3 separate regions of the Homo sapiens genome follow, and regions 1 and 2 are each linked to region 3. Evidence: chromatin loops called from intact Hi-C (ENCODE). Cell type or tissue: heart right ventricle. All regions are shown on one strand. Each heading gives the region's core, and the rest is flanking DNA. Links, peaks and the distances in the headings are about the cores only.

Region 1 (11,327 bases), core at 722-5,721, 83 kb before region 3:
AACTACTAATAGTAATGCTTATGATAACTAGCCTTTCTAGAGCACCTAGAGGGCATTGTGATAAGCATCTTAATGAATTATCTAATTTAAATCTTAAAATAGCCTATTAAATAGGTCTTGTAGTTTAACGTTCCCATTTTACTGATGAGAAAATGCAAATTGGGGAGGTTGTGATTTACTCAGCATCACAGAGCTAGCAAATGGCAAAGCCAGGATTTATTTTGTTTTGTTTTTGTTTTTGAGAGAGGGTCTCACTTTTACCTAGGCTAGAGTGCAGTGGTGCTGTTATGGTTCACTGCAACCTCAACCTCCCATGCTCAAGCCATCCTCCTGCCTCAGCCTCTGAAGTAGCCAGGACTGCAGGTGTGTGCCACTACCCCCAGCTAGTTTTTAAATTTTTTGTAGAGATGGGGTTTTGTCATGTTGCCCGGGCTGACCTGGAACTCTTGAGCTCAAGCAACCCACCCACCTTGGCCTCCCAAAGTGCTGGGGATTACAGGTGTTCGCCACGGGATTTAAATCCAGGCAGTTTGACTCCAGAACTTGCCCTTTGACCACTCTGCTAGACTATTTCGTATGGGTTTTTTAAAGCAAACTTTGAAATCAAGTAGTCAAGCTCTTTATAGTGATGCTATTGTAAAGCTCTAAAGGCTTGACACTATTAATAATATGTATATATCAACATTACTACACAGAATTCTGCAAGTTTCCCCTCCCCCACTTTATTGATGAGAAAAATGAAACATCTAAGTCAATGGCTTCCAGACTTTTGGACTTTGCCAACAAGTAAAAAACTGTTATGTGTGGGGGACAATTGGGACCAGACGTAAGATCTCCAACTTTTATTTCTGTCAAGGTTGAGAATCTTCTTAAACACTACTGCAATCTGGTCAGGCACATTGGTTCATGTCTGTAATCCCAGCACTTTGGGAGCCAGAGGTGGATGGATCACTTGAGGTCAGGAGTTCGAGACCAGCCTGCCCAACATGGTGAAACCCCGTCTCTACTAAAAATACAAAAATTTGCTGGGCATGGTAGCACACACCTATAATCCCAGCTACTCAGTAGGCTGAGGCAGGAGAATCGCTTGAACCTGGAAGTCAGAGGTTGCAGTGAGCTGAGATCACACCACTGTACTCCAGCCTGGGCGACAGTGATTTTTGAGACTCTATCTCAAAAAAACAAACAAAAAAACTACTGCAATCTACTGTCCTGATCCTTTCCTTAAAAAAGGGACATTTTTACCACCACAAAGGTAGGAAGGTCATAGTTACAACATAAAAACAGAATAAATTTAATATTATGAAAAACTATATTACATTGTGTTAGTTTTTCCTCCTTTGGTCATAGACCAGTCAAAAACATGTCCTAAACTAACACCAATTCAGAGATCATTCAGGAATGCCTGGGTGACACAACTGATTCTGAACTGGTAATTAGCTGAGTCCAGTCCAGATTCACTCTCCAGTCTGTCTGACAGCAAAGCCTGTGCTTGTTGCCCTGTCATGAGCTCTTTCTAGTGAACAGTGTCTAGGGTTTTGGTCTCCTGTGAACAGTCTTTCTCAGGTGTTGACTATTTCCTTCTCCCTCCAGGTAGGGGGCCAGGGAGAATAGTCTCCAGCAGCCAATGTCTTAACAGCTTTAGTCCCAGTCCAGTTTGTAAATACCACCCAGAGGGTGAGTTCCACTGCTTCCCTGTTTGAGGTAGTTCTTTTGTCTGTGCTTACTCATGGAAGGGGCAAGGCAGTGACCATACCAGGGCAAGAAACCACGGGCATATTCCAGTATTCAAGAAACTCTCCTGCTGGGTGTGGTGGCTCACACCTGTAATCCCAGCACTTTGGGAGGCCGAGGCGGGCGGATCACCTGAGATCAGGAGTTTGAGACCAGCCTGGCCAATATGGTGAAACCCCATCTCTACTAAAAATACAAAAAAGTAAACGGGCATGGTGGTGGGCACCTGTAGTGCTAGCTACTCGGGAGGCTGAGGCAGGAGAATTGCTTGACCTAGGAGGTGGAGGTTGCAGTGAGCCAAGATTGTGCCATTACACTCCAGCCTGGGTGACAGAGCAAGACTCTGTCTAAAAAACAAAAAAAGAAACTCTCCAGTAAATAGCTTGATTTTACTTAGTCATTCAAAATTCGAATCCCCACCTTCTTTTATTTCCTGTTTTTACTTCACTCACTCCTATAGTTCTCCTTCTGTCATCTTTGTGTAACATAAGGAGTTAGGTGTGTGTTTTCCTCGTTCTGTCTTGTCTCCAGCAGATATTAAGCCCACCTGTCTGTTTCTGTCTGTAAGTGTTCTAAGTTCCAATTTCGGCAAAGATTGTTTTTTTCCTTAAGTTTTTTTTTAATTATGCCTACTAAAGACACTATTAAAATTACTTTTATATTTTATTTTACTCTATCACTTGCTAATAAAATTATCTAATAGTTTGAATAATATATGTTTTATCTTTAATTATAATACTCTTTTGCATATATTCTCTCATTTAATCATCACAGTTTTCTATGAGGTAGATTTGAGAGGTGGTGTTATCTTTATATACAAGCCAAATTCATTATTTTATTTATTTGTTTATTTTGAGACAGAGCCTCAATCTGTCATAAGGCTAGAGTGCAGTGGCGTGATCTCAGCTCACTGCAACCTCTGCCTCCTGAGTTCAAGCAATTCTCCTGCTTCAGCCTCCCGAGTAGCTGGGACTACAGGCACGCACCACCATGCCCGGCTAATTTTTGTACTTTTAGTAGAGACTGGGTTTCACCATGTTGATCAGGATAGCTTTGAAATCTTGACGTCATGTTCCACCTGCCTCGGCCTCCCAAAGGGCTGGGATTACAGGCGTGAGCCACTGCGCCAGGCCCAAATTCATTATTTGATAGGAGCAAGATTTTAACTAGGAGTTGAAAATAGAAGATTTCGTATATCAGCAACCTGATCTTAACTACTGATTCCAAAATGTATTTTTTGGGGATTGCCTTTGATTCAAAATAAAATGTATTCCATACCATTTTAGATTTGCCTACCTTGCAGTACTAATCACCAAAGTTTGTGTGTGTTTGTGTGTGTGTGTGTGTGTGTGTGTGTCTGAAACGGAGTTTCGCTCTTGTTGCCCAGGCTGCAGTGCAGTGGTGCAATCTCGGCTCACTGCAGCCGCCGCCTCTCGGGTTCAAGCAATTCTCCCACCTCAGTCTCCCGAGTAGCTGGGATTGCAGGCGCCGGTCACCACACCCAGCTAATTTTTTGTGTTTTTAGTAGAGACAGGGTTTTGCCATGTTGGCCAGTCTGATCCCGAACTCCTGGTCTCAGGTGATCTGCCTGCCTCAGCCTCCCAAAGTGCTGGGATTTCAGGCATGAGCCACCACGCCAGGCCCAAAGTTTTAACTGTAGTAAATAATGCTATCTCTCCTGGAAGAGCCACATAAACATATGATGAATTCTTTTAGAACTTCTTTTTAGCTGGGTGTGATGGCTCATGCCTCTAATCCCAGCAACTCACAGGCTGAGATCGGACGATTGCTTGAGGCCAAGAGTTCAAGACCAGCCTGGGCAACATAGCAAACGCCAGCTGTACAAAATATTAAAATTAGCCGGGCACAGTGGCTTGTACCTGTAGTCTCAACTACTTGGGAGGCTAAAGCAGGTGAATCACTTGAGCCCAGGAGTTCAAGACTGCAGTTAGCTGTGATTATACAACTGTATTCCAGCCTGAGTGACAGAGTGAGATACTGTCTCTAAAAAAAAAAATATATAAAACTTTTTTTAAATGACAATTTATAAAATTTAAATGGTTTTTTTTCATCACTTAGCAGAGTATCAACCATCCCAATTTTGTTAATAATACTTTTGTCACCATGTTGGGGATTCTGGGGAGAAAGCTACTTGGTATATATATATATTTTTAACACTGTGCTGCTATAATTAACATTATTATTCATATGATACTGATTAATAATTTTTAAAAGTGTAGAAACATGTATATATAATTTGTACTTTTAGAGCCAACTGCTGGTACTTTCTGCAGTATAATAATAAATGGAAATAAAGTGACATGGAGCTTTTATGCAAGATAATCCTGAAAAGATGTATAAAAGTCAAATTTGAGTAACTTAAAATTTAAAAATAGCCTGAAAAATCTTGCTATTTAAAGAAGTCCAGTGAAGAATTCTCTTATATAGCAAATTCTCTCTCTTAAAAATAAAATCAATGGAGTTTGCTCAAAGCAGGCTCTACCACTGTTTCTTCTTTTAGATTGTACACATTTAATAGATATCCATTATTAGATTCAGATAGTGAAGACAATTCATAAGTACACAATGCTGGTTCTATATATATGTGTGTGTGTGTATATATTTATACTATATACCCACACAAATTTAAAATTTAAAAAAAAAGGAAAACTTGGGAAGCCTATACAGGTATGTGTCTATTTTTTAATTTAAAATTGAGAAAGGGTAAGTTAGATTTTTTTTTTTTTTTGAGATGGAGTCTCACTCCGTTGCCCAGGCTGGAGTGCAGTGGCATGATCTCGGCTCACTGTAACCTTCACCTCCCAGGTTCAAGAGATTCTCATGCCTCAGCCTCCTGAGTAGCTGGGATTACAAGCACGTACCACCCTGCCCAGCTAATTTTTGTATTTTTAGGAGAGATGGGGTTTCACCATGTTGGCTAGGCTGGTCTTGAACTCCTGACCTCAAGTGATCCGCTCACCTCAGCCTCCCAAAGTGTTGGGATTACAGGCGTGAGCCACTGCACCTGGCCAAGTTCTTTTTCTTGGTTTTGTTCATGTTCATATTTCTTTTAAAAAGCACAAAGGAGAGCTTTATTTAGGACTTTATAACTTACTGGTAATAGAACATTAAGAGAATACTGCATGGTGGTGATTTAATAGATTCTGTTTAATGCTTTTGATGTTTACCTAGAGAAAACCAAATCTGGCTGGATGCAGTGGCTCACACCTGTAATCTCAGCACTTTGGGAGGCCAAGACTGACAGATCAATTGAGGCCAGGAGTTTGAGACCAGCCTGGGCAACATAGAGAGACCCCGTCTCTACCAAAAATACAAAAAATTAGCCGGGCATGGTGGTGCATGCCTATAGTCCCAGCTACTCAGGAGGCTGAGGCAGGAGAATCACTGAATCCAGGAGACGGAGGCTGCAGTGAGCTGAGATCGTGCCACTGCACTCCAGCCTGTGTGACGGCAAGACTCTGTCGCAAAAAGAAAAAAGAAAACCAAATCTGATGGTGTAAGTTTCACAGCAGCTAAAAAGACATGGATTCCTGTAGTGTTAAGTAAGAATATGAGAGCAATACTAACCCTAGGCCTCATTCCGGCCCTGACGTAGGTGCTCAATAGATGAGTAAATAAGTATAATATATGTTTAAACTGAATCAACTTCCAGTTTAAAGTGATCGATTAGTCACATGTTGAAATCTCCCTTTCTTGCTCTAAAAACACAGAGATGGTAAGTAAAATTGAAACAACACAGAGCCAAGTTTGAAAGCAAGAGAGAAATCTCCACATGCAGGAGTGAAGAAAGAACCTATAGCAGTGAGCTTGATTGAAGACAAATGTTCCATGGGTAGACAGGGAACAAACACAGTACATGAATACTACTTAGGATCTGAAGTGTTTATTGCTTGCCAGGAGACGGAAACTGAGTTCCCAAGGCCTGTTCAACCTTCAGAATCAAAACTAGACATATTTTGGGAAGCTGAGAATGGGGAAACACTTTTCTCTCCATAAATGAAGACTGTATCCTCACTGAGGTTGAGACGAGAATTAAACCATCCATCCCACACCATAAGTAGAATCCTAAACCTCAACTTGTTTGAATTTGGCTTTGGAATTCTACCTGAGGTATGTAACCATCTAACACAGAAACTAATGTAGAAACTAGTTTTAGCTTGTAAACTCTCAGGATCTCATATAGAGGCAAACTTAAAACTGCCTCCAAGGGTTGGTTTCCACAACACACAACGTGTATGGGACCACCATCAAAGATTGCAAAGTGAGCTTATAGACAAAAATTATGCCATGAAAGAGACTGAAAATTTATATCCAGGCACTAAAGACATTAGAAAAGATCTTTAAAATAAATATTTAATGAAGCCAGAATTTAAAGTTATGAAGCATGAACTGGTGACCATAAAACAGAACCAAATAGAAATATAGACATAAAATAATTGAAGTGAAAAGATGGAATATCAGAAATAGATAACTAAAGAGCTATATAAGAAGTTAGGTGGTGGATAAATTGCTTAATTAAGAAATGAGGCCAGGCTCAGTGGCTCACGCCTGTAATCATAACACTTTGGGAGGTTGAGGCTGGCAGATCACTTGAGCCCAGAAGTTGGAGACCACCCTGTGCAAAATGGTGAAACTCTTTCTCTACAAAAAAAACTACAAAAATTAGCTGGGCATGATGGCACATGCCTGTCATCCCAGCTACTTGAGAGGCTGAGGTGGGAGGATTGCTTGAGCCCCCGAGGTCGAGGCTGCAGTGAGCTGTGATCATGCCACTGCACTCTAGCCTAGGCAACAGAGCAAGACCCTGTCTCAAAAAAAAAAAAAAAAATGAAAATATACGAAATGAAATTTTGTCTTGAAAAATGGGATTTAGAAAGGAATGGGAGGGAATACATTTATGAAACAAAAACAACAGAACCAAAGGCTTAGAGGCTGAAAATTTTGGAACAGGAAGGGAAAACAAAATAAAAACCCTGGACTACGACTGGTAAGCTGAGTGATATTGGACATGTCCATTTCTGTTTCTGGGCTTTATTTTTTTTTCATTTAAATTAAGATATTTAAACTAGGTGATGTCTAAGACTCGTGATAACTATAATTGTGATTCAAGGAAAATCTAAGTGTGTACATCTAATTAGAATAAAGCACTATTTAGGTTTATGTACTTGGTAATATGATACATACTCTAATGCTTTAGGAAGGAAGCTCTATAAAGGGTATCAGGGTCATAACAATGTATTAAATAGTGTGGTATTATACTAAATATATTGATCTTCCTGATTCTGTCACAGAGCTCCTCAAACCCTTGGATTTCCTGAATGATAAGAGTGTCTTTAAAAAAAATTTTTTTTAAACTGATGCATAATAGATGTACATAGTTTCAGGGTACGTGTGATAATTTAATATATTCATATAATTTGTAAAGATCAAGCCAGTGTATTCTGGATATCCATCACTTTCAATATTTGTATTTATACTAGAAACATTCCAGTTCTTCTCTTTTAGCTATTTTTAAATGTACAGTAGATTGTTATAAACTATATTCACCTTACTGATCTAACACTAGGTCTTATTCCTTCTGTCAAGTTGTATATTTTTATCCATTAATTCCCTCCCCCCCATGATAGGAGTGTTTTTTGTCATAATGATCCCCTTTTGATCACACCTGAGTGTATGCTAGTCACCTGAGGTGACTTAGGGTAGAGCCCCTAGGCAGCCTCAGGGTATGGCTGATCACTAGAAAGACCAAGTGATTAGAGGGTTAGAACTTTCAGCCCTATCCATGAGCTTTGGGGAAGGGGGTGCTGGACATTAAGCTCTATAAAACTTTTGAACGACAAGATTTGCTGAGCTTCTGGGTTGCTGAACACATGGTGCTGGCAGAGTGGCCTGTCCAGAGAGGGCATGGAAACCCTGCATCCCCTTGCCCCCAATGCCTTGCCCTCTACATCTCTTTATCTGGCTCTTCATCTGTATCCTTTATAATAAAGGGGGATTTTTTGAAGACATATTAGAATAAAGCAATTTATTGTGGATAAGAAGACTTAAAAATGGGCCATGGTTAAAGACTTGTTAAGCGTTCCTAATAATGATACATTTGACAAGGAAATTTAGTTATTTCTGTGACATATAACAATTTAACATTAGAATTATGACTGACAACATTTCCTAAGACGTATCAGATTTCTAGGAATCTCATGCAGTTTTGGAACACATATTAACCTGTTCATGTTAATGGGATTCTAGGAAATGGTTAAACATTATTCTTATTTGGCAATGCTTCCCATATAATTTAACATGCCCAATAAGCCTAATATGTTTCGCTTGGACTTCCACAGGCCCTTTTGGAATGTCCAAGAGTTAGTTTAAGGTCAAAAAGATGTAATTTAGAATTTGAAATTTGATTTGGGGAAGCCTGTTAATTATGTCAAAGGTTTAAAACACTTGATCAAAAATAGTATCAAAGGTCACTGTGATGAAATGAAATAATATTCATTTAGCTGAAGTGATTTCAAAAATCAAGAGATTTCAAAAATCAAGAATCCTCACTCTTTGATAGAAAAGCAACCCCATTTTCCAAAAAAAAATCAAAAGGCCTAATAAAGACAGCATGATGCAAACAGAATGTTTCTTCTATTTTGCAGCTTACTCAAAAGGCAAACTATAATATTTTGTTATTTTTTATTAATACTACACAAAAATCTTCAGAAGAGAAAACCAAATTCAATATATTATTATTATTTTCTTTTTTTGTACTTTTTGTAGAGACAAGGTCTTACTATGTTGCCCAGGCTAGTCTCGAACTCCTGAGCTCAAGTGATCCACCCATCTCAGCCTCCCAAAGTGGTGGGATTCCAGGCATGCACCACTGTGCAGGGCCTCAATGTATTATTATTAAAGTGAATTTTAATAAAACCTTATAAACAAATTCAATCTCAGTCAGCTTTGACCACACAACATAAGATTTCCGTAAATTTTTTACAACTACTTACAAAATTATTTCAGGTTTTTTTCTTCCCCAACTTGTTTTATCCATTTAGTTTTATCTATATCATTTTTTCCTTCATTATGAAACCTTTAAATAACCTCTAAACTAGACAGAATTCCTTTTTTCAACAAAAAACACATCTTTTGTCTTTCTTATAACCTTCCTCACCAAAAAGCATCCTGCCTTTCTTGTAAAAGCATTGTTTTTCTTTATATCTAGTTGTTTTAATTACATATATTACAATTTTGACTCTTACTAATTTCCAGTATAAAACCTAGTAGGAAGCAATTTTAATTGCTATGTACCAGGTACAGAGTTCTGGACAGAGCTATTACGACTACGTCTGGAGGACCCAACCCCTTCTAGCATGGCCAGGAGGCACTGCTGGACCAGGAGGGCAGGGCCATATTGAGCCTGGCTCTGCCCTGCAGCTGGTGGCCCAGGTACTGAAGATAAACGTATGTACCTGGGCCTCACCATGGTCACCTGTGTAGACTGCAGAATTTAAAGGCTCAAAACCAAAAACATAAGCTCAGACAAATCAAACAAATATTAAAAATATCTCAGGAGCAATAGTTTGATGACCTTAAAATACGTAGAAGAAACTGTGTAAATCTAACCAGTAGACCCAAGGCAAAAATGTCTGAATTATATTTAATATTGACAATTTTGAGACATTCCTATTTTACCAACAATTTTTAAACTAGCTTATTTCAAATAGAGAGAATTTAAGCTTTTTCAAGAGGGAGTTTGAATATGTCAGAGGAGACACCGAGGAAGGTTAATCTGAACTACCAGACTACAAGGTGGAGTGGCCTTCTTTATAAATCCCACAGGGGATCCAAAGCAGGCAGTTTGAGCATACAAAGGAGTTTTACTTTGTTTTAAATCTGAATTCTGCTTGCTCTGTTCCTTTTGTGTCTTTTCATAGGTCTCTGAAAAGATGAGAGGTCTCTGCAAAATTTTCTCATAAATACAGCCAATTAATTTATTCCATAAGCACCTAAGCCAATAAGCCTTTTTCATGGAAAGTCCCAGAGGTAGCTTTGCAGGTTTAGAATACCATAGACATGAGTGGAATTTTTTAAATGGCACAGAATTGGTTCCGCATGATCCCCAAAAGAATTCACTCCCACAAAGAGGCTAAGATAGCAGAAGACTCTTGTTGCCATAGACAGTGAAGGATGGTGTGTATGTATGGTGTCTCTAGTATCACACAAATTTGTGGGGGGCATTGGTCACAGACCCATTACTCCATGACACCAGGACGCCCACCTGGAATTGGACTTATAATTTTTTTTTTTTTTTTTGAGATGGGGTCTCACTCTGTCATCCAGGCTGGAGTGCAATGGCACAGTCTCGGCTCACTGCAGCTCTGCCTCGCAGACTCATCCAGTCTTCCCAACTTAGCTAGTACCACAGGTGTACACCACCACACCCAGCTAATTTTATTTTTGTGTGTGTGGGTTTTTTTTTTTTGGTAGAGATGGAGTTTCACCATATTGACCATGCTGGTCTCGAACTGCTGAACTCAAACAATCTGCCTGCCTCGGCCTCCCAAAGTGCTGGGATTACAGGGGTGAGCCACTGCACCCGGCCTGGACTTGTAATTCTTTATAGTTGCTTTACTTTTTGAAAAAATGTTAATATCTTTAATCTGTTTGAAAGGTTTTGCTAACTGTAGTGGCAAATCCTTCTACCTATTCTTTTTCAAAATTTCTTGGATTTTCTCACATGTGCTCTTTCAAATATATATTTAAGCTGAGTCTAAAGCTCCATAAAGTTCAAGGCTGCAGTGAGCTATGATTGTGCCACTGCACTCTAGCCTGAGCTCAGAATGAGATCTTGTCTCTAAAAAAATAAAAATGTAAGCTCTGTAAATATTCTTGGAATTTTTGTTGGAATTGCCTTAGAACTGTGGATTGTTTGAGGGGAAACTGAAATGTTTACTGTTGACTATTCCCATCCAGAAATGGGTATTTCTATCCATATATTTAGGACTTCTTTATGTCTGTTAGTTTCTGTGTTGGTGTATTCCTAGGTATTTTATAATTTGTATTAGTATTGTAAATAGAATCTTTTATCCTATTACATATCTTAACTTATTATTGCTGATATAATCAGCCACTTTGCTGAAGTCTTCTTATTAGTTCTAGTATTTTTTTCAGTTGATTGTCTCAGATTTTCTAGGTGGCAGTTATATCATCTGCAGCTTTAGACCTTCGTTGTAAATGGGCCCAAAATAATGCTGCTTTTTTATTCTAAGAAAAACAATTCAGTGGAGTCATGAAGTGAAAAGTATAGCAAAAAATTACTCTTTAAGGGCAGGTGCAGTGGCTCACGCCTGTAATCCCAACACTTTGGGAGGCCGAGGTGGGCGGATCACAAGGTCAGGAGTTCGAGACCAGCCTGGCCAACATGGTGAAACCCTGTCTCTACTAAAGATACAAAAAATCAGCTGGGTATGGTGGCGCACACCTGTAATCCCAGCTACTCGGGAGGCTGGGGCAGGAGAATCACTTGAAACCGGGAGGCAGAGGTTGTAGCGAGCCAAGATCGTGCCATTGCACTCCAGCCTGGGCAA
Region 2 (5,132 bases), core at 1-5,000, 83 kb after region 3:
TCTGTTTTTTTGTTGACCTAGAATTAGTTTGTGTGAGCGGCAGGCAGTAACATTAACAAGAAAATAACTTACTGCTTTGGAAATGTAGATTTTGAGGTTAGGGGCATTTAAAACTGGATTTAAAACTGGATTTAAATTGGCTATTGCTCTTTGTATTTGAACTGCAATTTATGAACTAAAGTACTGTAAAAAAATATGATAGAGGAATGCACCAAAAACAAATATAAAGAATATTTTTTGAGTTAAGACCTATTTTTGAAGAAAATCTCACAGAGCCAGTTTAAATGGATGTTAAATACCCAGAATATTTGGTAATTTGGAATCACATATAACATATCCTTTAAAAATACCAGTATTCTAATTTTCCTTCATTTCAGCCTAACATTTTTATGAATGATAATGTTGAGAATGGTTTAAAATTGCACTCTTTTGTATTTTTTCAGTCTTGTTACATTTTGAGTAAATAAATCAAGGCTACTTTAAAGCATATGCCCATCACAGCTTACCTAATTGTATTTTTAAAAAGAAAAAGTGTTTTAAGGTGAGAAAATGAAATGTGAATGGGGGTGTTTTTGTTTTTTATTGTAATATTTGAGAATGGAGTTTTATTAAATCTTTAGCTCTGTTACTTAGAACTTAATAAACTAAAATTTCTGTAAGAACTAATTAATTTGCAGAGAAACTCTTATAAAGAACCACTGTCAGCCAGGCACGGTGGTTCACACCTGTAATCCCAGTACTTTGGGAGGCTTAAGCGGGTGGATCACCTGAGGTCAGGAGTTTGACACCAGCCTGGCCAACATGGTGAAACCCTGTCTTTACTAAAAATATAAAAAATTAGCCAGGCATGGTGGCGGGTGCCTGTAATCCCAGCTACTCAGGAGGCTGAGGCAGGAGAATCGCTTGAACCCGGGAGGTGGAGGTTGCAGTGAGCTGAGATCACGCCATTGCACTCCAGCCTGGGCAACGAGCGAAACTGTCTCAAAAAAAAAAAAAGTGGGGGGAGGCTGGGCACGGTGGCTCACTCCTGTAATCGCAGCACTTTGGGAGGCCGAGGAGGGCGGATCACGAGGTCAGGAGATCGAGACCATCCTGGCTAACACAGTGAAACCCCGTCTCTACTAAAAACATACAAAATTAGCCGGACGTGGTGGTGGGTGCCTGTAGTCCCAGCTACTTGGGAAGCTGAGGCAGGAGAATGGTGTGAACCCGGGAGGCAGAGGTTGCAGTGAGCCGAGATAGTGGCACTGCACTCCAGCCTGGTTGACAAAGCGAGACTCTGTCTCAAAAAAAAAAAAAAAAGGAACCACTGTCATCTTAGAAAGGTGTGCTCTTGTTCTGGAGGGCAGTTAGTAGTAGTTTAGCACCTTTTTTGTTTGTAGAATTTTAGAGGTGGGTCAGAAATACTAGGTGACCTTAACCAAAATTTAGGAAGAGTATGCAATTCTACTTGTTTTTTTTTTTCCACCTTTCTCCCATATCACTGGTAATGGAGGAAGACTCACTGCCTTGTGGTGCTTGTTAGTGATTAGTAGGTTTCTGACAAGTGTGGGTTTATTATTAGGAGCTGTTGTGGTGGTCTGGGAAGGGTTGCTTTAAGATTGGTGAAAACTCTGCTTCTTTGCTACGCAGACATTGATATTGTATCACTTCTTTTTTTTTTTGAAAGTAAACACGTTTCATATCTTCACCATTTTCCATCCATGTTTTTGGAGAAAACGTTTGTCTCAGTGGGTATTAAAGGTTGGGAGACTGCAATGATAAGTGTGTCTGAATCTCTCTATGGGGCTGTTTGTGAGGGGGTTCAAATTCTGAGTGCTCATCACACACCTCCCCTATTCTAAAATTATTGATGCACTGTTATTGATGGGATTGTACGGGTTGATAGCCTTTCTATAGTGACTGTAGGGCTGTATTCAGCCTTGTAGATCCCCCTAGTGGTGGTTTTGTAAAGGCTGTCTTCAGTGTCTTATTTCCTCAGAAAACAACTGGTATTTCTCACAGCTCCTTCTAGATTTGGACAAAGGAATGATACAAGAGCAGGTAACTAAAAGTTAAGAAAATGGGACAGTTCCTTCATTTTTGAGTTAAAGTCTTGTGGTAATCATTTCCAGCCTATCTTTTACCTTTCATGAAACTTTCTATGACCACGTTGACCTGTGTATTCATTTTAACAAGTATTTAATAAGCATGTATTGCCTGGTACTGTGTTAGGTTCCAGGGATGCTTAGATAATAAGGTATGTTTTGTCTACTCAAGTGAGCTTATACTCTAGTGGAGGAGAGAAAAAGTAAATAAGAGAGTGATAATACCATGAGATAGGTGCTGTGTCCTGGTTGCTGGTGATGATAAAGAACACAGACCTAAGGTGGGCCCAGTGGTTTCAGCTTTTTTGTCACCTATAGAGAATATATTCTTTGACCCTCTTAGAACATTTTTTTTTTCTTTTTTGAGACGGAGTTTCGCTCTTGTTGCCCAGGCTGGAGTACAATGGTGCGATTTCGGCTCACTGCAACCTCCGCCTCCCGAGTTCAAGCGATTCTCCTGCCTCAGCCTCCTGAGTAGCTGGGATTACAGGTGCCCGCCACCATGCCCAGCATTTTTTTTTGTTTGTATTTTTAGTAGAGATGGGGTTTCACCATGTTGGCCGGCTGGTCTCGAACTCCTGACCTCAGGCGATCCACCCGTCTCAGCCTCCCAAAGTGCTGGGATTACAGGCATGAGCCACTGCACCCAGCCCTCTTAGAACATTTTATAATCACTATATATATGTATAACTACTCTAAAAATATGGTTAAATAATAATAGCTAACACTGGGTACTCGTGTGTCAGGTCAGACTGAGCTAAATGATTTCTGAGTATTGTGTCATCATTCTCATGATACTTCTACATGGGAGGTGGGATTATTTATACTTTAACAGATGAAGGGACTGCTACCTGGAGAGGTGAAGGAACTTGCCCAAGAATAGGCAACTAGGAGGAGCCGGAGTAATGTGTGCTTGCTATTAGATATTTAAACAATGGAAAAATATTACAAAAGACTGCAAACTCCATGACAGCAGGGATATTTGTTTTGTTTATGGATATATCCCAAGTACTAGAACAGTACCTGGAACAGAAGTGCTCAAGAAATATTTTTTCAGTGAATGAATTTGTTGAATGCTAGCCCATAAAGAGAAATATTTAACAGTTTGGTATCTGTTTTTCTGGACTTTAAAAAATATATACTATATGTTTTTTTAATTTTATTTTTTTGAATAGGCAATACATGGTCCATAAATCAAAATACTATAAAAAGGTATACAGTGAAAAGAAGTGCTCCCACCCCTGCCCCCATTCCCCCCTACCTCAGGTAATCACTTTTTTTAGTTTCTGGTGTTTCCTTCCAGGGTTTCTATATGCAAAAAATACATACCTCCTTTCTTACACAAAACGTATACTATGCATACTGTTCTGGACCTTGGTTTTTTACTTACAGTATATGATTTTTTAAACATGCATATGATCATAGTGTACAATAGTGCTTTGTAACTTGCTTTGATTCTCTTGGCAAAAATATATTGCAGACTTCTATCCTTGTTGATACCTTTAGTTTTACCTGAGAAACATTTATTATGGATTATCTGGGGTTAAAGAGATCTGTAGACCAGTAGAAGTTTCAAACTTACATTTGGGAAGTTTAGCCAGCATATTTAGGGCAAGAAAGATTTATGGGTCATAACTGTTTAAAAGCAGAATACAGTTGGTACATAAAGATGTTATGATTGCTGATTAAACTGAAGAGTCATCTGAAAAGCAAAAGCAGTGAGTACCAAGTTGACCAGTTGTATCCTCAAATCAGCTAGCAAAACCAGTAAGTTGGTAAAAAGATCCCAGTCATTATAACAACAAAAAAAACCTAAGATGTCCAGGAATTAATTAGAGATGTCAGGATTTATATGAAGAAAATCATTGAACTTTGTTGAAGGGTGTAATATAAGGCTGAATAAGTGTAGACATACCAATTTTGTGCCCCAAACAATTTTTTTCTTTTTATTATTTTTATAACTTGGCCAATGTTGATGAGTGGTTGTGTTCAGTTTTTTTTATTGATACATAATTTGTTACGCATCCTTTTGATTATCTTTTTGTTTCCATAAAATTTCTAAAGAGGAACTTTGGAATGGGATTTATAGGTCTTCAGAATATCATCTTCATGACTTTTGATGCATGAACATACTTCTTAAGAGGTTTTTAAGAGGTTGTACATAGAAACTTGCACAATGGATGATTATTACTGCCTTAAACTAGTCTCAATTTAATAAAAAGTACCCATGTAACTTAACTGATATTTACATGTAGTAGATTTTTTTTCAAAGGTTGACATAGGGAAAGATAAGGGAAATGATATGCTGGTTCTTAATGAAAAAGGGAATGTCTTTTTGTGGTCTACTAATTGACTGCTTTAAGAAGAGAACCTACTGTTAGTTCAGTGGATTGTTAAGTTCTGGAGTAGTGTTAGTTTAGAAGCAATAAAGGATTGGTTGCTAAAGGTAAAAAGCAAACCTTAAAACAATAACCTAAAAACAAATGGGAAGGTTCTGGGCAGAGAATTAACATTGTTAATGCAGTTCAGTTTCAGTTTTCTTTTTGTCATACAGCAGAGCTAACTATTTCCTGGTTGGTTAATGGAAAGATGTTATGCTGTATCAGCTGGAATCTAGCTTTGCTTATGAAGGTGTAATCACATAGGTGAAAGATGTTGATTACTGAGTTTTCTCACACCATATATTAATCAAATACTCTTATTTGGGTTGGGTTTCTAGAGGGAAATTTCAGTTTGACTTTTCATTTATAATTTTTCCGTTTGGTTCTAAACCTATAGGGGACATTACATTCAGTACACTTCATTTTTAAAGAATATGTTGCTTAACAATAATTCTAGATCCTGGGATTGGATATCTATCAGATCCCACTCATATCTCCACAGTGTGAAATTAACAAAAAGATATAGTTAAATACTCAGTCTCTATTTAGACCGAATAATTGTTTTTCTCAGCTGGACACATTTTCCAGCCATTCGGTTTTTGCCTGCCTTATGTATTTAGGTGATTATTCTTCTAGGTTTATCAAGAAACTGAGGAGTACCTTT
Region 3 (11,327 bases), core at 3,025-8,024:
ACCTGTCCTAAAAGAAATGCTAAAGGGAATTCTTCAATCTGAAAGAAAAGGATGTTAACAAGCAATAACATATCATCTGGGCCAGGCATGGTGGTTCACACCTGTAATCCTAACACTTTGGGAGGCTGAGGTGGGAGGTTGAGCCCAGGAGTTCGAGACCAGCCTGGGCAACATGGTGAATCCCTGTCTCTACAAAAAATACAAAAATTAGCTGGGTGTGGTGGTGTGCAGCTGTAGTCCCAGCTACTTGGGAAGCTGAGGCAGGAGAATCGCTTGAGCCCAGGAGGCAGAGCAGTGAGCCGAGATAGCACCATTACACTCCAGCCTGGGCAATGGGAGTGAAACCCTGTCTCAAAAAATAAAAAAAAAAAAGATATCATCTGAAGGTAGGAAACTCACTGGTAACAGTAAGTACACAGACAAATGCAGAATATTATAACACTGAAACTGTGTTCTTAAATTCAAGACCTAGAACTGTTACCGACCTCGATCCCTGGTGGACTGAACAAAGAGAGTGAATGCGGGAATAAAGACAAAGACAAATAAAGACAAAGACAAACAAGTATGTTTGGAAGAAGGGGTCGGGGGCACCTTGCTTCTAGTGGACAAGGACCCAGACTTTCTACAGCCCTTCGTATTTATTGGTAAAAGAGATAGTGAGAAGTGGGGTGGCAGAAAAGGTCAGGTGCTCGGTCCACAGTGGGCTTGCAAAACTGCATTCCTCGAACAATAGGCTCTAGATGTCCCAGTAGATAACCTCAAGGAGCCCGGTGCCAGGCAGTGACCACCCTCAGCAAACCTTCTGGTGGCAGGCACAGTGTGAGTTTGCCCACATCCTGCATTCATGATAAACAGTTTGCTGTTTGATCATATAGCCTCCAGTGGAATGCTGAGTTGGTCATGATACCTTTGGCCTTTTCAGCTCCCAACATAGAACTAGGGAAACTACTAAAAGAAAACACTGAGGACACTCTCCAGGACAATGATCTGGACAAAGAGTTCTTGAGTAATACCCAAAAAGTACAGGCGACCAGAGCAAAAATGGACAAATGAGATCACATCAAGTTAAAAAGTTTCTGGCACAGCAAAGGAAACAACCAACAAAGTGAAGAGGAACCCACAGAGTGGGAGAAAATATTTGCAAACTACCCATCTGACAGAGGATTAATAACCAGAATTTATAAGGAACTCAACAACTCTACAGGAAAAAATCTAATCAATTAAAAATGAGCTAAAAGTCTTAATAGGACTTCTCTCAAAAGAAGACATACAGATGGTCAAGAGGTCTATAAAAAGGTGGTCAACATCATTGATCATCAGAGAAATGCAAATTAAAACTACAATAAGATATCATCTAACCCCAGTTCAAATTGCTTCTATCCCAAAGAAAGACAATAATGAATGCTGGCAAGGATGTGCAGAAAGAGGAACCCTTATACACTGTTGGTGGGAATGTAAATTATTAGGTTGCTGCAAAAGTAACTGGTTTTTGACATTGAAAGTAATGACGGCCAGACGTGGTGGCTCACGCCTGTAATCCCAGCACTTTGGGAGGCCGAGGCGGGTGGATCACCTGAGGTCAGGAGTTCAAGACCAGCCTGGCCAACACGGTGAAACCTTGTCTCTACTTAGAGTACAAAAAAATTAGCTCGGTATGGTGGTACGCACCTGTAATCCCAGCTACTTGGGAGGTTGAGGCAGGAAAGTCACTTGAACCCAGGAGGCAGAGGTTACAGTGAGCCGAGATTGTGCCACTGCACTCCAGATTGGGGGACAAGAGCGAGACTTTGTCTCAAAAAAAAAAAAAAAAAAAAAAAAGAAAGAAAGAAAAGAAAGTAATGACAAAACATCACAGAACAGGGGAAAATCCCATTTACCCTGATGTGATTATTACCCATTGTATGCCTGTATCAAAATATTTCATGTACCTCATAAATACATATACTTACCATGGACCCATAAAAATAAAAAAATTTAAAAATTTAAAAAGTTATAAGAGAATTAGGAAATTTGAACAGTCACTGCATATTTGATGATATTAAGGAATTATTTTCTTATTTTTATAATATAATGATATTATGGTTCTATTCTTAAAGTCCTTATCTTTTATATATATTTACATACTACAATGCTGACCATCATTATATTGTGATGAGATTTTTTTAAAGGGTCCTTAAATGTTCATAGAGGTATTTATGAATAAAATGATATTTTGCCTGGAATTTGCTAAAAAATAATCCAGGGTTTTGTTTTTGTTGTTGTTGTTGCCTTTGGAGAGAGACGGTGATACTGTGGATGGTTGTCCTCTCCAAATCTCATGTTGAAATGTGATCCCCAGTGTTGGAGGTGGGGCCTAGAGGGAGGTGTCAGATCATGGGGGTGCATCCCTCATGAATGTCTTAGTGCCATGCCCTTGGTGATGACTGAGTTCTCACTCTATTAGTTCACTGGGGAGCTGGTTACTTAAAAGAAGCCTTGCCCCTCCTCCTCGCTGCCTCAGTATGTGACATGCCTGCTCCCTCTTTACCTTGCCATGATTGTAAACTTCCTGAGGCCCTCACCAGAAGCAGATGCCGGCAGCCACTTTCTGTACAGCCTGTAAAACTGGGGGCCAAAATAAACCTCTTTTCTTTATAAATTACCCAGTCTCAGGTATTTTTTTATAGCAATGCAAATGGACTAATACAGAGGAATTATAGGTGTAACAAGATGGATCAGATGTTGCTAACTGTTGAAGTTTAGTGATGATTGTATGTAAAGGTTCATTCATAATTTTCTCAACTTTTATATGTTTGAAATTTCCCATGATAGAAAATTTTTTAAATGAACAAACAGTTCTATCCACTATTCTCTAAAAGTGTGATAACCTCTGAGAAGGGAGTAGGAAGCTTTGATGGATGGGCAGAAATAAGTCCTAGCCAGGTCTATGGAGAATACTGCTCTGGGAGATCCCTAGCTCAGGAGTCTTAAACCCCTGGGCTGCAAACCAGTAAGGTCTGTGGCCTGTTAGGAACTGGGCCACACAGCAGAAGGTGAGCGGCAGGCCAGCAAGCATTATTGCCTGAGCTCTGCCTCCTGTCAGGTCAGCTGGGGCATCAGATTCTCATAGACCTGTGACCCCTATTGTGAACTGCACATGGGAGGGATCTGGGTTGCATGCTTCTTATGAGAATCTAACTAATGCCTGATGATCTGAGATGGAACAGTTTCATCCCAAAACTCTATGCCCACCCCCTGCTCCCAAGGAAAAGTTATCTTCCATGAAACTGGTACCTGGTGCCAAAAAGGTTGGGGACTGTTGTCCTCGCTGATTGTGATCAAGACCAAGCTGTAGAATGCTATGTGTCTTCTTAAGGAACTTTTAGCTAGGCAAGTGTCAGGAGAGATAAGTCCAAGTTCCAGTGTTCAATGCTTTGTTAATTTAGACCCCACTTGACCAAGTCCATTTTATTTTTTTTATTTCCACATTAATTCAAGTGTCATCATCCTACAAGATTCAGCTCAAATCCTACCTCTTCCTCACTCATCTCTTAGCTAGTGATCTCCCTTTTTCCATATCCTTTTAAGTGGATTGTTTCCTGACTGAGTGTAGGCTCCTTAAAACCAGGGACCGGCAGGGCACGGTGGCTCGCGCCTGTAATCCCAGCACTTTGGGACACTGAGGCGGGTGGATCGCTTGACCTCAGGAGTTTCACACCAGCCTGGGCAACACAGTGAAACCCCATCTTTACAAAAAAAAAAAAAAAAAAATAGCTGGGTGTGGTGGCTTGCCTGTAGTGCCAGCTACTTGGGAGGTTGTAGTCCTGTAGTCCCAGCTACTGATACTTGGGAGGCCGAGGTGGGAGGATTGGTTGAGTCCAGGAGGAAGAGGTTGCAGTGAGCTGAGATCGCGCCACTGCGCTCCAACCTGGGTGATAGAGTGAGACCCTGTCACAAACAAACAAACAAACAAAAACCCAAAACCAGGGACCATGACAAATTTTTAAAATCTCTCAGCCCCAAAAATAATACTATCCACAAAGTCAGAGCTCCATTAATACTGGAATAAAGGTTAAAAGAGCCCAATAAGTAGAAGTAGATGAGTTAATGATTTTTAAACAAGTGGCAGTCTCTCTGTCCTGGTAGTTTCAAGAAACACCACTCCGATTCCTATTTTGAAGCTGCTGGATTTTTTTTTTTTTTTTTTTTTTTTTTTTTAACAGAGTCTCGCTCTGTCGCCCAGGCTGGAATGCAGTGGTGCGATCTTGGCTCACCGCAACCTGCACCTCCTGGGTTCAAGCGATTCTCATGCCTCAGCCTCCCGAGTAGCTGGGACTACAGGCGTGTGCCACCATGACCGGCTAATTTTTTTTTTTTTTTGTATTTTTAGTAGAGACGAGGTTTGCCATGTTGGCCAGGTTGGTCTCGAACTCCTGAGCTCAGGCAATCCGCTCGTCTTGGCCTCCCAAAGTGATGGGATTACAGGTGTGAGCCACGGCGCCCGGCCAGCTGCTGGATATTTTGACCACCTCAAGTACGCTGAGCACGAAATCAGTGCATCTGGCAGTACACAGGAGCTTGAAATACTTTTTTTAAAAGTTGTTATTCAAACTGAAGGAGTTTTTCCCTGTGGTCTGTAATCGCCACGTGCCCGTTCTGTATACAGCCAGCCTGGGTTTTTCAATCCCACGTCCGCTACCTAAGAGAACACCAAGGCTTGGAGTGAGTATGGCACAATCAGCTTCAGATGTTAAGCAAATATTCCAACCTAGAGTAGGAAAATGGAATATGGACGGGGCTTTATGAAGGTGCATGGTCAGGCAAAGGATCTTAGTGGATGAAAGACAGTAAAGATTCATCCCAACCAAAGACCAAAAATGACACATATGTATGAGCAAAACATCAGGAAGAACACTCTTATGTGGAAAATATTACACGGAAAACAAAAGAAGAGTAACTTTTTCCCTTTTGGTTTATCCCGCTCTGGTCCTCAGGGCGATAGCTACCACCTGACACACAGCGACCTGGGAAAGAGGGAAACTCAATCACTGCCCTCGCGGCCCGGGGGGAGCCCGGAAGCGCGCCCAGAGCCAGGTCCCGCGCGGGCGCCACCGAGCGCGGACCTCCCTCGCATCCTAGAGCGGCCGCGCGGGACCCGGCCGGCGGCGCACTTCCGCCCGGGCGCATTGTAGCCCCGCGGACAGCTGGGCCAGGGTGCGGGCCTGCGCCTCCCTCGGCTCCTGGCGCGGGCCTCGGGGAGAGGGTGAGTGCGGTAGGGCATACCAGAGGGGGGCGGGCGCGCTTCCTCGGGACTCGCCGGCTCGATCAGGCACGGCCCGGCGCTGGGGACCTAAGCCTGGGGAGCGCCCGGGAGCGAGGACGCGCCTCGTTCACCGCCCCGGGCCGGAGTCTCGGCGGGCCGGAGCCTCGGCCGCCCGGCGCCGCCGCCCACCCAGCCTTTTTCGAGGCCAACACGGTCTCGTGGGGGAGCCTGGGCTCTCTGGAGGCCGGAAATCTGGCCTCTGGCCCTGCCTGTGCCTTGGCCTCTTACTCTCTGCCGCCCGGCCTCGGTTCTTTCAGCTCTAAGATGGAGGACAGCGATATCTGCCCTAGGCACACCACAGGGTGATTGCAGGGTTGACACTGCCTGCCTGAAAACGAAGGAGCGCCGGTTCTCAACCCGGCAACCAGTAGAATCGCTTGGGAAGCCTCCAAATGCTGATGCCCCATCATCACCGGGGAATTGTGATCTGCGGCCAGGACCGAGATCCACGGGCCCAGAGTGAAATGACAGTACTGTGATCACGACTGGAATATGCACTTCGCCGAACGTGGATCACAGTCTTGAGAAAGCAAGCAGCTGGGTTTTTGTTTTGTTTTTTTTCCAAGAAGACAGGGACCTAATCTGGTTTGCTCGCATTTAATTCCTAGTGCCTAGAATGGTGCATGTCCCAAAACATGCACCATTGATTAAATAATTTCTGATTACTTCCCGACCTATTTGGAGGGTTTTCATTATATTTGTTTTAAAATTATTATGGAAACCTTCAAGTCATATATGAAAATTGAATAGTAACTGAACTCCCAATTCATGATCAATTCTGTTTCATCTGTTACCCTCTCCCCCACTGTAGTATTTTGAAGCAAATCTGAAATGTACCATTCCATCTGTTACCTTGTTCATGTTTATAAAACACAATAACACCTTTTTAAAACATAAAGCCATTATCAGTGTACTTAGCACTTCATTTTACCCTCTACTATCCAGTCAGCATTTACATTTTCCTAGTTGTCTCTTTCCTCTTACCCAGTTTGTCCAAATCAGTATCCAAACAATCTACACACGTTATATTTGGTTGATGTCTCTTAGATCTCTCTTAATCTTTTTCTCTTGCTCTTTATTTTGTTCCCTGTATTTTACTTGAACAAGTCATTTGTACGGTTCACGTTTTCTACAACCAGGATTTTGCTTTTTCCATCTCTGGTATCCTTTAATAAGCAGGTATTTAGACCTGCAGACTTGTTCAGGTCAGGTTCGATTTTTTGGCAAGAGAACTTAATGGGGGATTACTGTGTTTTTCACATTGTATCATACCAGGAGTTAGATAGCATCTTGCCTCTCTTTGTGGACCTTTTATGTACAAGTAGCACCGTAGGGTAACAATTGACCAGGGAATGCCAGCAAATACATGCAAAAGAAATGAGAGAATATCACCTTTTGGCAACCCCTAATGAAATAATGGATCCTGGCAATGATCACTAGCGGCTGTTAACGTCAGAAAGAGAGACAGCTAGACAATGCGTGCTGCCTAATGGGGTACTCCCATCAGACAGCACACCGTTTGTCTTATCAAGTATTCTTGGAGTAATGGGGGTGGTGTGTATAGATGAAACATGATTGCCTATGAGTTAACAGTTGTTGAAGTTCAATGATGGGTGTATGGCATTGCATTATGCTAATCTCTACTTCTGTATGTGTCTGAAGTTTTTCAGAATAAAACTTTTTTTAAAAAGATTGATTAGTTGAGTAGTGAGTTTAGGTCAACCTGATCCATACATTGCAGTTCTCTGTTAGCCTTTCACTAAGTGATTCTCAAATCGGACTCCATGTTAGGATCACAGGAGAAGGCTTTTTATTTTATTTATTTACTTTTTAATACTAAAACATGTCTCACTTGCAGAATTTCCTATCTAAATGTTCTGGGATGGAGCCCAATTATTGATAGGGTTTTTTGTTTTGTTTGGGACTACAGGTGTATGCCACCATGCCTGGCTAATTTTTTTATAGAGACAGAGTCTTGCCATGTTCCCCAGGCTGCTCTTGAATTCCTGGCCTCAAGCCATCCTGCCACCTCAGCCTGCCAAAGTGCTGAGTTTACAAGCAGGAGCCACCGTACCTGACCTTCACTGATATGTTTTAAAAGCTCTCCAGGTGATTCTAATATGCCCCCGGGGTTATGTACTACTGATCTAAATCCATTATTTGTTAGGGATGACAAAGTGATTATATTCTATTATTCCTTCTGCAGTTAATTTGCCTTTACAAATGTTAACTTTCTGCATTCTGTTTATTCTTACCTATCTTGCAAATCAATAAGGAAGCCTCTGCAAATAAAGCTCCTTTCTTAGCAGAGGAAGACTTGATCTTGGAGGTGATAATGTAGAGTAACACATGAAAGGGATGTTAGCAATAACCTCAACGCTATGCTTAAGGTAGAGATGCACCACCTTATGTATGAGGGTTGGGGGCAGGAAATATGGGGAGGGGCTGTTTCCCAAAATGGAAGGGAAGACTAGGTAGTGTGTAGTTAGAGAAGCATGTTTGGCCATATGACACATTTCCAAAAAAAAAAAAAAATCATCAGCATTAAGTAAATATAAATTTAAAAAAAATAAAATGCCACTCATTGAAACATAATGCAATAAATTTAAAAGAAAAGTTAACCCCCCGCACAGCCCCCACCCCATCACTTTAATTACCCCTGAGATAACCCATATTAACAGGATGGTGTGTATCCTCTCCCACATCAGACTTTCTCTGTCTTACATAAATGTAGGGGTTTGGGGTATTGTTATAAAAACGAGATCATACCATAGCCATCTGTAACTTTTCTCCTTGTCATCCCTCCACAACAGTAGTTACAGAAGACTCTATTAGCTGCAGAATAAATAGTTGATAGACTAAATAATAGCACAAATGTACAATAAAATATTCAGCCATTTTCCTATTGACATTTTTAGATTGCTTTCATATTTTAGCCATCTTGAGAGCAACACAATACACGTCATTTTACATAGCTCTTTATTATTTGGGTAGATTACCAAAAATGGGATTACTGGGTGAAAGCATATAATTATCAACAGCATCATTATTACTGGTAATATATATTCCAAATTATTCTCCGAAAGCCTAATCGCAATTCATAACTTTGTCACCATTAGTTTGTGACAGTAGCCATTTACCGTCATCCTGGTTAGCACTGACTAGCATTGCTCTATTGATATTTGCCTGCCAGCTGATGTGTGGTAAATGGTCTCTCTTTTTGTTTGTTGTGAGAGTGGGTCTTGTTCTGTCAAGCAGGCTGGAGTGCAGCAGTGAAATCACAGCTCACTGCAGCCTTAACCTTCCAGGTTCCAATGATCCTCCTGCCTTGGCCTCCTGAAAAGCTGGGACTATAAGCACATGCCTCCATGTCCAGCTGATTTTTGTTTTTTAATTTTTTTGTAGAGACAGTGTCTCACTATGTTGCCTAGGCTGGTCTCAAACTCCTGGGCTCAAGTGATCCTCCCACCCCAGCCTCCCAAAATGCTGGGATTGCAGGCATGAGCTACCATACCCAGCCTCTTTGTTCTTTATTTTGCATTCCACTAACTACCTGGAGACTGAACCCTTATCTTTTATTTATTAACTTAAATTTTTTAAATAGATACACGATAGTTGTTTGAACCCTTTTCATGCTTATAGGCCATTTGGATTTCTTCTGTGATTCATATATATACATATTTATGTATATATATGTGTATATATGTATATATATGTATATATGTGTGTGTGTGTGTGTATATATATATATATATATATATATATATATCCTTTGCCTGTTTTTCTGTTGCACAAGTATTTTTGTATTTTGAATGCATTTGCATAAACTTTTTTTTTTTAGGAGCATTAACCCCCTGTCATAAGGGGGTCCAAACTTTTTTTTTTCAGGTTTTTTTTCTTGTCCTTTGACTTTATGAGTCTCAATATATATAAAAGATTTTATTTAGTGAAAATGTCTGTTTTTAAAGTTTCTGGATTTTATGTCTTGCCAATAAGGGCTTCCCATCTCCACAGTTAAATGTATAAACATTCTCCTAATTTTTTTGAACACGTTATTGGATTTTTTACATTTAAATTTCTTAACTACGTGAAGTGTATTTTTATATACAATGCAAAGTGAGCATCTTTCTTTGCTTTTTTCTCTGCTAGAATAGCCAATTATGTCAGTGCCATTCATTAAAGAAACCACACTTTTTACACCTTTGTTATATACTGTATTGATTCCGATAGGTAGCTGGTTTATTTCTGAACTTTCCCTTCCCTTTTACCTCTATTTTTGTGCCAATATTATTGTTTGTATGTATGTATGTATGTATGTATTTGTTGAGACAGAGTCTTACTGTGTCACCCAGGCTGGAGTGCAATTGTGCAATCTTGGCTCACTATGACTGCCGCCTCCCAGGTTCAAGCAATTCTGCTGCCTCAGCCTCCTGAAGTAGCTGGGACTACAGGTGTGCGCCAGCATGCACGACTAATTTTTGTATTTTTAGTAGAGACAGGGTTTCACCATCTTGGCCAGGCTGCTCTCAAACTCCTGACCTTAGGTGATCCACCCTCCTCAGCCTCCCAAAGTGCTGGGATAACAGGCATGAGCCACCGTGCCCGGCCTATTCTGTTTTAATTATGTCAGATTGCTGTAGTAAATGTTAATACCTAGAAAAGCAGGTCACCACTCACTGCTTTTTGGAATTTTCTCATCCCTTCTCAGACATTTATTTTTCCTTCCATATGATTTTTGGATTGTTTCTGTTCCAAAATAAATCCCACTGGAAGTCTGATAGAATTTCCACCAAATACATCTACATTAGCTTAGGAAGGATGAACATCTCTGTGATATCAAGTCATCCTATCAGGGACATAATGTGTATCTTTTATTCGTGTGAATCTTTTGGGTGCTGTTCCTTTCCTGCTAACTTTATTTCTGGTAATTTTGTTTTTGCTCTTAGAATGGGTTTTTCCCCCATTTCTGTTTTTATCTTGTTATTGCTAAGACTGAGAAGAGTTACTGAAGTTTTTGTATATTTTATATCTAGCTGTCAGTCAAATTCTCTTACAGTAGTTTTTCTTAAGCTTCTTTGTTTTCTTCCCTGCCATCAATGTGGATAATCTATAATCAGTTATGTATAAATTTCAGTTCATTCTAATATATTCTGTTTGATACATATATTCCATCTCAGAAGTATATCAGTGATGTCAGATGTACCTAGAAATAGTGAAAGGAATAGTGCCAGGAGTTGGAATAAACCTGCACATTCAACAGGTTGTTGCTGATCACTTAAAATAGCAGAGTCCCAAGTCCTCGTGAGTCATGGACCATGTCATGTAGGGAGTGAGACATTTGTTCAGCATTATTGTGAAATATCAGCATGACTATAGAGCATAATAGAGCATTACTGTTATGATTGTTCAGAGAAAGGGAAAGGGCTGATCATTATGGGCATCAGAGACACCATATGGTGAGTATCATTAAATACCATCTCTTGCCCTGTATCTCAACTAGAGTTGTTGTTGTTTAGTGTTTATTAGAAGGATTTTTTTTAAAAAAATTAGTAAGTAGAAAGTACAGAGTGTTCCCATATACTCTCTTATCCCTCACCCCTCAGTTTCCCCTTATTAACATCTTGCATTAATGCGGTATATGTTCAGAAGCTTAAGGGCTCATGAAAAAAAAATGAAAAATGTGCTACATGTGTTACAGTTGTTGAGCCAATATTGATACAGATACACTGTCAACTAAAGTTTACATTAGAGCTCATTCACTCTAGTGGTGTTTATTCTGTGTACAGTTGACCAATGTATAATGACATATGTCTGTCTTACTGTATCATACAGAATCGTTTCACTGCCTTAAACATCCCCTGTGCTCTGCCTGTTCATTCTTCCTTCTCTCACCCTGTATCACTAGCAAGCACGATTTTTACTGTCTCCATAGTTTTGCCTTTTTGAGAACATCATATAGTTAGAATTCAGCTATAGTTTTTAATTGCCTGGGTTTGGTTATTTTTGTTTGTTTGGGTGTGTGAAC

What was found. A loop is a pair of places that touch in the nucleus more often than their neighbours do. Peaks named below come from ENCODE experiments on the same cell type or tissue, not always from the same donor. Only the 100,000 strongest peaks of a DNase experiment are listed, where the experiment ranks them.
Region 1: a loop joins it to region 3, with 2.2 times the contacts of the local background. A loop is called at or near these places in 50 of 110 quality-filtered maps.
Region 2: a loop joins it to region 3, with 4 times the contacts of the local background. A loop is called at or near these places in 24 of 110 quality-filtered maps.

What each region holds. Positions count from the first base shown.
Region 1 is chr18:50,881,779-50,893,105 of GRCh38, forward strand. The region is part of intron 1 of ME2 (malic enzyme 2); the gene reads left to right. Among named protein-coding and RNA genes, the nearest start is that of ME2, 8.3 kb to the left of the region's middle. In heart right ventricle, for the core only: no CTCF peak of the experiment used is centred there; no DNase peak of the experiment used is centred there.
Region 2 is chr18:51,049,373-51,054,504 of GRCh38, forward strand. The region is part of intron 4 of SMAD4 (SMAD family member 4); the gene reads left to right. Among named protein-coding and RNA genes, the nearest start is that of SMAD4, 22 kb to the left of the region's middle. In heart right ventricle, for the core only: CTCF peaks have their summits at 1,952 (motif pointing left) and 2,151; no DNase peak of the experiment used is centred there.
Region 3 is chr18:50,962,873-50,974,199 of GRCh38, forward strand. It overlaps ELAC1 (elaC ribonuclease Z 1), which reads left to right and starts at 5,168. Exons shown (of 4, transcript NM_018696.3): 1 at 5,168-5,242. RefSeq lists an enhancer at 4,796-4,855 and a silencer at 5,006-5,495. In heart right ventricle, for the core only: a CTCF peak has its summit at 5,255 (motif pointing right); DNase peaks (open chromatin) are centred at 5,139 and 5,609; H3K4me3 peaks cover 2,343 bases; H3K27ac peaks cover 2,852 bases.